3 separate regions of the Homo sapiens genome follow, and all the other regions are linked to region 1. A link is an interaction called in ENCODE POLR2A ChIA-PET data of the cell type or tissue named here. Cell type or tissue: Panc1. All regions are shown on one strand.

What was found. Peaks named below come from ENCODE experiments on the same cell type or tissue, not always from the same donor. Only the 100,000 strongest peaks of a DNase experiment are listed, where the experiment ranks them.
Region 2: POLR2A ChIA-PET joins it to region 1 with 7 read pairs; 12 of 35 experiments call an interaction of 5 or more read pairs at or near these places.
Region 3: POLR2A ChIA-PET joins it to region 1 with 7 read pairs; 2 of 35 experiments call an interaction of 5 or more read pairs at or near these places.

Annotation. Positions count from the first base shown.
Region 1 is chr19:38,354,412-38,358,411 of GRCh38, forward strand. It overlaps CATSPERG (catsper channel auxiliary subunit gamma), which reads left to right. Exons shown (of 29, transcript NM_021185.5): 9 at 299-436; 10 at 2,073-2,132; 11 at 2,331-2,450; 12 at 3,867-3,917. Among named protein-coding and RNA genes, the nearest start is that of PSMD8, 18 kb to the right of the region's middle. In Panc1, no CTCF peak of the experiment used is centred here; a DNase peak (open chromatin) is centred at 1,774.
Region 2 is chr19:38,246,566-38,250,565 of GRCh38, forward strand. No RefSeq gene overlaps it. Among named protein-coding and RNA genes, the nearest start is that of PPP1R14A, 7.8 kb to the right of the region's middle. In Panc1, no CTCF peak of the experiment used is centred here; no DNase peak of the experiment used is centred here; H3K27ac peaks cover 1,035 bases.
Region 3 is chr19:38,132,313-38,136,312 of GRCh38, forward strand. The region is part of intron 10 of SIPA1L3 (signal induced proliferation associated 1 like 3); the gene reads left to right. Among named protein-coding and RNA genes, the nearest start is that of SNORD152, 29 kb to the right of the region's middle. RefSeq lists an enhancer at 270-770. In Panc1, CTCF peaks have their summits at 2,457 (motif pointing right) and 2,705; a DNase peak (open chromatin) is centred at 2,499.

The sequences.
Region 1 (4,000 bases):
ATTGCAAGCTGATATTGCCTCTGATTTGGCCGGCTTGGTCACATGCTAATCATTGTGGCCTAGGGAGTGCAAGGGAGGTGTCAGCCCAATCTGACCCTCATGGACAGAGTGTGAGCAAGGAGGATTTTCTCAAAGGCAGCGGGTGCCCTCTGCCAGGTGCTCCCTGACACCACACTGAACGGGTGCTTCAGCATGAGAGGACAGATAACAGGCTCACTAAAGCCAGGGAAATGTGGGCAGGGGGCAGAGGCCCCAGATCCAACCACCTGGGTCTGAGGCCCCATACTGACTTCACTAGGCAGTTGGATTCGTGTCCTGGCCAGCGAGTGCATCAAGAAGCTGTGCCCTGTGTATTTCCATAGCAATGGCTCTGAGTACATAATGGCCCTCACCACGGGCAAGCATGAGGGTTATGTACACTTCGGGACCATCAGAGGTAAGGGTGTGGGCCTCTGTCAGCCCCAGGGACCCCTCCATACCCTCTCTCACCTCCGAGAATTCTAACCTTGGGCCCTCACTCATTACCATGTGCCCTGAGGAGGGCCCCTAGGCTGAGGGTGATGGTGGTGGTGGAGGGATGCGTTTGTAGGGGTAGGGCTTGGGGGTATGTTATGTATCTTTCATGATGTACTTGGTTTTAAAGGGCAGAAGAGCTGGGCACAGTGGCTCATGCCTGTAATCCCAGCACTTTGGGAGGCTGAGGCAGGCGGATCACTTGAGGTCAGGAGTTCAAGAACATCCTGGCCAACATGGTGAAACCCCATCTCTACTAAAAATAAAAAAATTAGTTGGGCGTGGTGGCAGGCGCCTGTAATCCCAGCTATTCAGGAGGCTGAGGCAGGAGAGTCACTTGAACCCAGGAGATGAAGGTTGCAGTGAGCCGAGATTGCACCACTGCACTCCAGCCTGGGCAACAGAGTGAGACTCTGTCTCAAAAACGAACAAACAAATCCCCCAAAAAAACAAAAATAGCAGAAGCCCAATTCAAAAATAATTGAAGTACAGCTGGGCACAGTGGCTCATGCCTGTAATCCCAGCACTTTGGGAGGCTGAGGTGGGTGGATCACCTGAGGTCAGGAGTTCGAGACCAGCCTGGCCAACATGGCGAAACCCCATCTCTACTAAAAGTACAAAAATCAGCTGAGCATGGTGGCATGCACCTGTAGTCCCAGCTACTTGGGAGGCTGAGGCATGAGAATTGCTCGAACCTGGGAAGCGGAGGTTGCAGTAAGCCAAGATCATGCCACTGCACTCCAGCCTGGGCAACAGAGTGAGACTGTCTTAATAATAATGATAGTAATAATAATAATAACTTAAGCACAAAGAATTTGTGGACTTACATAAATGAAAAGACTACGGTTCAACTTCAGGTATGGCTGGATCCAGGGGCCCACAGGGTAGGTCATCAGGACTCCATCTCTTGGTAAGGTAGTGCAGCATAGTAATTAATTATAGCACAGATTCTGGAGAGAGACTGCTCCATCACACCTTCGCTGTGTGCCTCTCGATATGTAACTTGACCTCTCTGATCTCGTTTTCTTCACCTACAAAATGTGGCTAATGGTAGTACTAGCATCTAGGTCACCGGGTTGATATAAAGATTAAATAAGTTGGTTTTTGTAAAGGTCTTAGTGCTAGTGATGTGGTGAGTGTTACAAACAGTTTATTATTATTGGTCCTATAATTTGGGTCCATTTTTAGGTAGCTATTCCTCCATGGAGGTTAAAGGTGGCCCCTTAAAGCTTCAGACTCAAGTCACCTACTAGTCTGAGTCACGCCAAGAGAATGAAGACAGCATCTTTCCCATTAATTCTAACACAAATCCCAGAGTAAACTCTGATCGGCCCACCGTGGGTCACATGGCCAGACCTGAGGCATGAGACCCACAGTCTCATGACTGTGACCAAAGACAGACATGCTCTGATAGGCCAGGTGTGAGTGACGAAAGGCCAGAGAATGAGATCCCAAGGACGGAGGGGCTGGTGGGCATAAGGAGGGCAATCGGAGTTGGCTTGATGGGCTGCCAGACAGGAGGGAGAGGGCCTGAACATGAACCCGACCTTGCTCTGCAGATGGCCAGGTGTCCTTTGAGATGCTGCCCAGGCAGTGGTCTGTGTGCGAGCAGATAGGAGGTACTCATTACCCCGATGGGTCTGCGGTGGGAGGCTGGGGGAACTGAGGATGCAGAAGAGCAGGGGAGGGTGGCAGGGGTCATGGGAAAGAATGGGCAGTGTCTTAGGGAGGGGTGAGTTATGGGGAGGGGTACAGCTGGCACAGGACCAAGGCTATTGAGCCCTGGGGCGGCTCTGGACTGCCCCTTTCCCTCTCAGTTACCACCTGCTCCATAATTTGGTCTGAATACATCGCGGGTGAGTATACTCTACTGCTGCTGGTGGAGAGTGGATATGGTAATGCAAGTAAACGTTTCCAGGTGGTCAGCTACAACACAGGTAATGAGGGTGATGCAAGGGGCTGGGCACAAAGGGGCAGGATCCCAGACTGTGGACTGCATGCCCATCCTGAGGGATCTGTGCCCAGCAGACAGAGGGAGGGCAACATTACCTGTGTCACTCCTGGTTGAGGAGTAGCAGTGGAGAACAGGATATAGGCTTGGTGATCTGAAAGGGCCCTGTGGCTCACAATAAAGAGATTTTATTTTACCTGCAGTGAGAATAGGGCCCCTATGTAGATTTGTGCAGGCTGTGCAGTGCACAAAACCCCCAACCGAGGGGTCAGAGGAGACAGGTCCTGTGCCTTAACAGGACTGTTTCCTCTCAGGCAGTGCCTTTTTATAATTCACATGAAGAAATTCTAAAGGGCTAGGCAAGGGGCTCACACCTGTAATCCCAGCACTTTGGGAGGCCAAGGCCAGAGGATCCCTTGAGGCCAGGAGTTCAAGACCAGCCTGGGGCAACATGGCAAGAGGCTGTCTCTACAAATTAAAAAAAAAAAAAAAAAAAAAGTAGCTGAGTATGGAGTCGCACCTGTAGTCCCAGCTACTTGGAATATACCTGAGGTGGGAGGATAGCATAAGCCCAGGAGGTTGAGGCTACAGTGAGCTATGATCATGCTACTACCTGGGTGACAGAGCAAGACCCGGTCTCAAAAAAAAAAAAAGAGCAGAGCCAGGCGTGGTGGCTCGTGCTTATAATCCTGGCACTTTGGGACACCAAGGTGGGTGGAATGCTTGAGCTCAGGCGTTCAAGACCAGCCTAGGCAATATAGCGAAACCTCATCTCTACTAAAAATACAAAAATTGGCCGGGCACGGCGGCTCACGCCTGTAATCCCAGCACTCTGGGAGGCCGAGGCGGGGGGATCACCTAAGGTCAGGAGTTCAAGACCAGCCTGACTAACATGGTGAAACCCTGTCTCTACTAAAAATACAAAAATTAGTCGGGCATGATGGTGGGTACCTATAAACCCAGCAACTCAGGAGGCTGAGGTGGAAGAATCACTTGAACCTGGGAGGCAGAGGTTGCAGTGAGCTGAGATCATGCCATTGCACTGCAGCCTGGGCAACAGAGCGAGACTCCATCTCGAAAAAAAAAAAAATTAGCTGGGCATGGTGGTGGTGTGCGCCTATAATCCCAGCTACTCCATAGGCTGAGGTGGGAGGATCACTTGAACCGAGGAGGCAGAAGTTGCAGTGAGCTGAGATCACACCACTGCACTCCAGCCTGGGCGACAGGGAGATCCTGTCTCAGGGGGGAAATAAAAGAAAAGAAACTCTAAGGACTAGCAAACCCGAGTGGGAAGCTCTTTGGAGGGTTTTACAGGAGGCTGAGAAGCAAACAACTTGCTCCAGCTCCAGGTTTTGAAAGTGCAGGGCCTCAGGAGATTTTGCTGTGTTCTCCCCACCTGTAGCTAGTGATGACCTGGAACTTCTCTACCACATCCCAGAATTCATCCCTGAAGGTAGGAAGGGAAGGCAGACGTGGCCTCAGGGTGGCTGTGGGCCAGGAGGGGCCCAGGTGACTCCACTTCACTGCTGTGTCCTC
Region 2 (4,000 bases), 110 kb before region 1:
TACAGGCATGTGCCACCATGCTCAGTTATTATTTTTTGTATTTTTAGTAGAGACGGTGTTTCACCATATTGGCCAGGCTGGTCTCGAACTCGTGACCTCAGGTGATCCACCCGCCTCAGCCTCCCAAAATGCTGGGATCACAGGTGTGAGCCACTGCTCCTGGCCCCTTTGGGGCTTTTCTGTATCTGAAGAGCTGTGGTTCAGTGTTCCTAAGGGACTTCCTGCTGGCCAGAAATGGTGACCATAGGAGCTAATGATCAGTCCCCTCCTTACAATGACAGGGTTGATAACAGTGCTTACCATGTGCCTGGGCCTAGCGTATTCTCTGCATTTAAACCTCACAACAGGCTGGGCGCGGTGTCTCCCACCTGGAATCCCAGCACTTTGGGAGGCCAAGGCGGGTGGATCGCTGGAGCCCAGGAGTTCGAGACCAGCCTGGGCAACATGGTGAAATCCCATTTCTACAAAACATACCAAAATCAGCTGGGCTTGGTGGTGTGTGCCTGTAATCCCAGATGCTTCGGAGGCTGAGGTGGGAGGATCATTTGAGCCCCTGAGGCAGAGGTAGCAGTGAGCCAAGATCACACCACTGTACCCCAGTGTGGGTGGCAGAGTGAAACCCTGTCTCAAAAAACAAAATAAAACAAAACCTCACAATAATCCCTGGAGGTAGGTACTATTAAAATCACCTTCATTTTACAGATGTGGACACAGACACAGAGAAGTTAGGTGACTTTCTCAAGATCACACAGCTAGGAAGTGCCACTTGAATCCAGGCAGTAATCCAAAATCCATGTTCTTAACCACTAACCACTGTGGTGTGCCGTTTCCCAATTCTTTTCCTTTTTTTTTTTTTTTTTTTTTTTGAGACAGAGTTTTGCTCTGTTGCCCAGGCTGTAGTGCAATGGCCCAATCTCGGCTCACGGCAACCTCTGCCTCCCGGGTTCAAGCGATTCTCCTGCCTCAGCCTCCCAAGTAGCTGGGATTTTAGGCAAGCGCCACCACGCCCGGCTAATTTTGTATTTTTAGTAGAAACGGGGTTTCTCCATGTTGGTCAGGCTGGTCTCAAACTCCCAACCTCAGATGATCCACCTGCCTCGGCCTCCCAAAGTGCTGGGATTACAGGCGTGCACCGTACCCGGCCCTTTTTTATTTTATTTTATTTTTTTTTTGAGACACTGCTTCGTTACCCAGGCTGCATGCAGTGGTGTGATCGACCTCCTGGGCTCAATCCTGTGACCTTGGCTGGGATTAGAGACTTGAGTCACCCCGCCTGGCCTCCCAGTCCTTCACTGTAGCATTGTTCTCAGTTAATTGTATTGCCCTTTAGATTGGTTATCTCCACGGATTGCGAGCAATCATGAAGACCTTAGTATGAATTAGCCAATATTTTCCCATCACTGAACAATAGCAATTGTTGCTGTGGTTTAAAGGGACCCTGTAGAGCAGGAGTTAAATAGTTGGGCTCTGGAGTCATAATGCCTGGGACTGAAGCCCAGCACCACCATTTCCCAGCCATGTGACTTTGAACAAGTGACATCCCTAATCTGGGCCTCTGTTTCCTCATCTGCAAAGTACCCATTTTCCAGATGAGGATACTGAGGCCTAACACACGCACACACAGGACTTTAGAACCTGGGTTTTGAGCGCATACCGCCTCCACCAGGACAAGGAACCCAAACGAGATTCTGTGAGAGGGAAGTAGAAAGGGTTCTGCAGGCCCAAGTGGGGTGTTCTAGGACACGGGCTTAGGAGCTGGGATGTCAGCAGGAGGGACTTGCCCATTCTCTATACAGTGTGGAGGAAAGGGAGCACTGGAAGCCTTGGGTCCATCTGCACAGAGACAGCAAGGTCACCTGAACGGCTGGACAGGCCAGGGTGCTCCTGGATGCTCCTCCTCAGGGGGGTCTTCTCTTCCTCCCAGACTGGAGCTCAGACACCCGGGATAAGTGCTTAATCCTGGCGGGGCCACTTAATGGCACAGGTGGGGACAGGGCCCTGGGGCCCCAACTTCAGTCAGTGGAGGCCACGTGGGAGATGTACTTTGTCCTTGGTGAGACAGCCCAGCTCTGACCCTGCCCTGGTCCTAAGCACGGCCACAGCCCCACCCCAGCTCCTGATTATACACACCTGGGACCACTGGTCCAACCAGAACCATTAGAATGTAGCCGTGCCATTAAAGGCCATTAAAAGGCCTGGCATGGTGTCTCACACCTGTAATCCCAGTACTTTGGGAGGCCGAGGCAGGTGGATCACGAGGTCAGGAGTTCAAGACCAGCCTGGCCAAGGTGGTGAAACCCTGTCTTTACTAAAAATACAAAAATTAGCCAGGTGTGGTGGTGCACGCCTGTAATCCCAGCTATTCGGGAGGCTGAGGCAGAAGAATCACTTGAACCCAGGAGGCAGAGGTTTCAGTGAACTGAGATCTCGCCACTGCACTCCAGCCTGGGTGACAGAGCAAGACTCCATCTCAAAAAATAAAATAAAATAAAATAAAATAAAATGTTGAAATATAGGCCAGGCCTAGTGGCTCACACCTGTAAACCCAGCACTTTGGGAGGCTGAGGTGGGCAGATCACTTGAGGTCGGGAGTTCAAGACCAGCCTGGCCAACATGGTGAAACCCCATCTCTGCTAAAAATACAAAAAGTAGCCAGGCATAGTGGTGTGCCTGTAATCCCAGCTACTTGAGAGGTTGAGGCAGGAGAAATCACTTGAACTTGGGAGGTAGAGGCTGCAGTGAGCTGAGATCACACCACTGCACTCCAGCCTGGATGACAGAGCGAGACTCTGTCTCAAAAAAAAAAAAAAAAAAAAAAAATACGGCTGGGCGCGGTGGCTCACACCTGTAATCCCTGCACTTTGAGAGGCCGAGGCGGTCAGATCACCTGAGGTCAGGAGTTCAAGACCAGCCTGACCAACATGGTAAAACCCATCTCTACTAAAAATACAAAAAATTAGCCGGGCATGGTGGCGCATGTCTGTAATCTCAGCTACTCAGGAGGCTGAGGCAGGAGAATCGCTTGAACCCAGGAGGCAGAGGTTACAGTGAGCCGAGATCGCACCATTGCACTCCAGCCTGGGCAACAAGAGCAAAACTTCATCTTAAAAAAAAAAAAGAAAGAAAGAAAGAAAAAAAAGACAATGTTGAAATAGAGGGCTGGGTGTGGTGGGTGAATTGCTTGAGCCCAGAAGTCCAAGACCAGTCTGGACAACATAAGGAGACCTTGTCTCTACAAAAAAGTAAAAAAATAGCCAGCCATGATGGCTCACACCTGTAATCCCAGCATTTTGGGATGCCAAGTTAGGAGGATTTATTGAGCCCAGGAGGTCAAGGCTACAGTGAGCTATGATTGTACCACTGCACTCCAGCCTGGGTGACAAAGTGAGGCTCTGTCTCTAAAACAAAATTAGGTCAGGCACAGTGGCTCACCCCTGTCATTGCAGCACTTTGGGAGGCCGAGACAGGCTGATAATTTGAGCCCAAGAGTTTAAGACCAGACCGGACAATACGGCAAGATCCTGTTTCTTAAAAAAAAAAAAAAAAAAAAAAAAAAAAAAAAAAAAGCCAGGCATGGTGGTGCATGCCTGTAGTCCCAGCTACTTGGGAGGCTGAACTGAGAGGATCACCTGAGCCTGAGGAGGTCAAGGCTGCAGTGAGCCAAGATTGCACCACTGGACTCCAGCCTGGGTGACAGAATGAGACCCTGTCTCAAAAAACAAAATAATTTTTTTTAAACAATAAAATTAAAAAACATAAAATAAAATTTTTTTTAAAAAGCCACTACCCACTTCTGATGGCCCAGCTGCTCCCTTGGGACCCTCCAGGCCTCTCCATGCCCCAGCATGAAAGGATTAACCTGGGTTCAATAGGGGGCTTCCCTGATCCAGCTCTGGGGGCCATTGTCCTTCCTGACTGGTGGATGGCCCTGGCAATATTTGGTGTTTTCCCTGGCTCTGCCCCAATATCAATCCCTCCACCCATAAGTTCAGAGTCCTCA
Region 3 (4,000 bases), 220 kb before region 1:
ACTTCGGGAGGCCGAGGCGGGCGGATCACCAGGCGGGAGTTCAAGACCAGCCTGAACCAGGCTGGAGTCCAAGACCAGCCTGACCAATGTGGAGAAACACTGTCTCTACTAAAAATACAAAATTAGCTGGGCGTGGTGGCGCATGCCTGTAATCCCAGCTACTCGGGAGGCTGAGGCAGGAGAATTGCTTGAACCCGGGAGGCAGAGGTTGCGGTGAGCTGAGATCGTGCCATTGCACTCCAGCCTGGGCAACAAGAATGAAGCTACGTCTCAAAAAAAAAAAAAAAGAAAAAAAGAATTCTCCTATTGCATTTGATTCATGTATCTCTTGAGGCTCTTTTTTTTTTTGCTTTGAGACAGAGTCTTGCTCTGTCACCCAGGCTGGAGTGCAGTGGCGCAATCTTGGCTCACTGCAACCTCCGCCTCCTGGGTTCCAGCGATTCTCCTGTGTCAGCCTCCTGAGTAGCTGGGATTACAGGCATGTAGCACCACACCTGGCTAAATTTCATATTTTTAGTAGAGCTGGGGTTTCACCATGTTGGCCAGGCTGGTCTTGAACTCCTGACTTCAGGTGTTCCACCCACCTCAGCCACCCAAAGTGCTGGGATTACAGATGTGAGCCACCGCGCCTGGCCTTTTCCTTGCAGTTTATTTTGGAAAGAAACCAGGTCACCTGTCCTTAGAGCTTCCCCCTTCCTGGCTTTAGCTGGCGGCCTCCCCATGGTGTCCTTTAGCCTATTGCTCCACCACTGGTATTTTCTGTAAACTAGAGTCAAAGATGGAAGCTTGCTTAGGCCCCAATGGGATGTCTTTCGGCCGCAGCACTCCTAGGTATGCATCTGTGAGAAGGCACTGCGTGCCTGGTCTCCCCCTGCAAGTGACACTAGGGGCAAGCAGAGGCTTCAGACAGCGGCACCTGGCCATCACCACATGTCCCCTCCAGTCCTGTTTCACAGCCCAGCAGCCACTGCTAGGCCCTGCCTAGATCCATCATTTCATGACGGTTTGCAGACGAGTGCCATCTTCATTCTGTCATTCCTTCTTCATATATTGGCTGGAATGCTTCTAAAAAGAGCTTTCTTTCAGTAACCGTTTAGTTACCCTGAGGTATAATTTGTACAGAGAAGACAAGATAAATACAGTTTTCAGAATAATGAGTTGGTCCCTAGCAACCTCCAGAAGTGACCAATGAGAGAGACGCACCATGTTCTCAGCTCTGGAAACAGTGCACAGAGGACAGCCAAGGCCTTGGCCTCATGGAGTGAGGCCCCAATGGGTCAGGGGAGACAAACAGTAAACAAGTAAATGAATGAGATGATTTTATATCACAGAGTGGGGAGGCAGGAGAGCATAGCAGGAGAGGCAGGCTGTCTAGGTTTGAATCCCAGCTCTTCCCCTTGTTACCTTTGACCCTAGGGAAGTGGCCTTACCACCCTGTGCCCGGTTTCCTCATTTGTAAAACAAGGACAATAACGTCCTTTCCACAAGAGCGTTTGTGAAGTTGAAGGAGATCCAACTTGTAAAGCACGTAGGACAGGCCAGACCCAGTGAATTTGTGACTGTGGAGTGCTGGTGGCTCTCAGCACTTTTGGAGGCCGAGGCCAGAAGATCACTTGAGCCCAGCAGTTCGAGACCAGCCTAGGCAACATAGCAAGACCTCGCCACTACAACAAATTTTTTTTTTTTTTGAGACTGAGTTTCACTCTTGTTGCCCAGACTGCAGTGCAGTGGCATGATCTTAGCTCACTGCAAGCTCCGCCTCCTGTGTTCAAGCGATTCTTCTGCCTCATCCTCCCGAGTAGCTGGGACTACAGGCATGCACCACCACACCCAGCTAATTTTTGTATTTTTAGCAGAGACGGGGTTTCACCTTATTGGCCAGGCTGGTCTCAAACTCCTGACCTCATGTGATCTGCCCGCCTCGACCTCCCAGAGTGCTAGGATTACAGGCATGAGCCACTGCACCCAGCCCAAATTTTTAAAAATCAGCTAGGTGTGATGGCACATGCATGTAGTCTCAGCTACTCAGGGTGAGATAGGAGGTTGAGACTGCAGTGAGCTGTGATCACACCACTGCACTCAAGCTTTCTCAAAAAAAAAAAAAAAAAAAAAAAAGCCAGGCTTGGTGGCTCATGCCTGTAATCCCAGCACTTTCGGAGGCCAAGGCGGGTGGATCATGAGGTCAGGAGTTTGAGACCAGCCTGGCCAATATGGTGAAACCCCGTCTCTACTAAAAATACAAAAATTAGCCGGGCATGGTAGCGTGCGCCTGTAGTTCCAGCTATTCAGGAGGCTGAGGCAGAAGAATCACTTGAACCCAGGAGGCAGAGTTTGCAGTGAGCCGATTGCACCACTGCACTCCAGCCTGGATGACAGAGCGAGACTCTGTTTCAGGAAAAAAAAAAAAAAAAAAAAAAAAAGGCACGTGGGACAGTACTTGGCCTATAGGAGGCGCTCGAGAGACACTGGCACCAAGATACTGGATGTGAGGACTGTAAAGGGCACATAACCCACATTGGATAGGGTGGTCCGGGAAGGCCCGAAGGTGAGGGCAAAGGCCCTTAGCTTGGAGACAGACCAGAAAGAGGACCTGCATGGCTGCAGCAGATTCAGCCAAGAGGAGGGCACAAGATGGGGTGACGATGAGTGCCATATTCACATATGACCTTGCTGGGCTCACACCAGGGCTGGTGTGATCTCTGCTTTGTAGACGAGAAAACCGAGGCCCAGAGTGAACAAGTCACTTTGCAGAGTTGTACAGCTAGTAAGCAGCAAAGCAAAATTCAAATCCAGGTCGGCCTGTCTCCATTATACTCTGCAGCCTCTGAAAGCCATCACGAGCTATTAATACACGGGCATGCGAGTGATGTCCCCACCCTCACCTTCCTGAGTCGTGCTTGCTCTCTCTCCACTTGGTGGGGGACAGTTCTGGGCAGGCCTAAACCCTGAACCTGAGGGTGTGGCCACCCCTACCCACATCCCAGATGGCTCAACCTCAGGACTCCAGTCATGCCCCGGGTGTCTCCGGTTCCCAGCCCTTTTCTCCTGCCACCTTCCTACCCTGCCCGGAGCCACAGCCCAGCCACACCTGCTTAGATCTCTGCAGGGGCAAGTCAAGGCCAGATAACCCCACAGGCAAGTGCCCTGGTGGCTACGCTCCTCGAGGAAGGACATGCACCCCTCTCCACACACTCCCACGGGTGCACACGATAAGCCAGCTTGCGCATCGCATGACTCTCACCCCAAACATGCAGGTAGGGACAAACTGAAAGGCAAAGAAAAGTCTGCAGTTCTCCAGCTTTGGGGAGACAGGGCCAGGGAGAGTGCAACCAGACAGAGGAGTTCTTCTCCCTGCCCTTTTCAGGAGGAAGACATTCCCTCCTGTTCCCTTTATAAGGCAGCTGCTGAAACAGGATCTCCCGTTTGCAGGGGTGGGCGTGGGTCAGGACTTGGGTGGTTTTTGTTGTTCTTCAAATGCAGAGGTGTGTAGCTGACCTCATTTGCAGAGCTGATGACCCAGGCTCTGGGCTTTCTCCAGCCTGTTGATGCAACCCTGGCTCAAATGTCTGTTGTAGTGAGCTCTGAGGCGAGCAGTGAGGACGGGATAGAAGTGCCCTCGCTGCCACCAGCCAGGCCGCATGGCTTGCACGCTGACCCCATGCTCTCAGACACCGAGGAGAATGCATGGGGTCTTCCTCCTACCCCCAGGCCACAAGGCTGGAGTTTTGTTTGGGTTTTTTTGTTTGTTTGTTTTAGTTTTGTTTTTCTTCTTTTTTCAGACGAAGTTTCACTCTCTGTGCCTAGGCTGGAGTGCAGTGGTGTGAGATCACGCCACTGCATTCCAGCCTGGGCAAGAGAGTGAGACTGTCTCAAAAAAAAAAAAAAAAAAAAAAAGAAGAATGCGTAAGAAAGTGGGAGCAGTGGTTGCTTCTGGTAGTTGAAACTGGAGGATGGGATTGGGAGACAGGGATGCGTGTTATATCATTTTAATCCTTAAAAA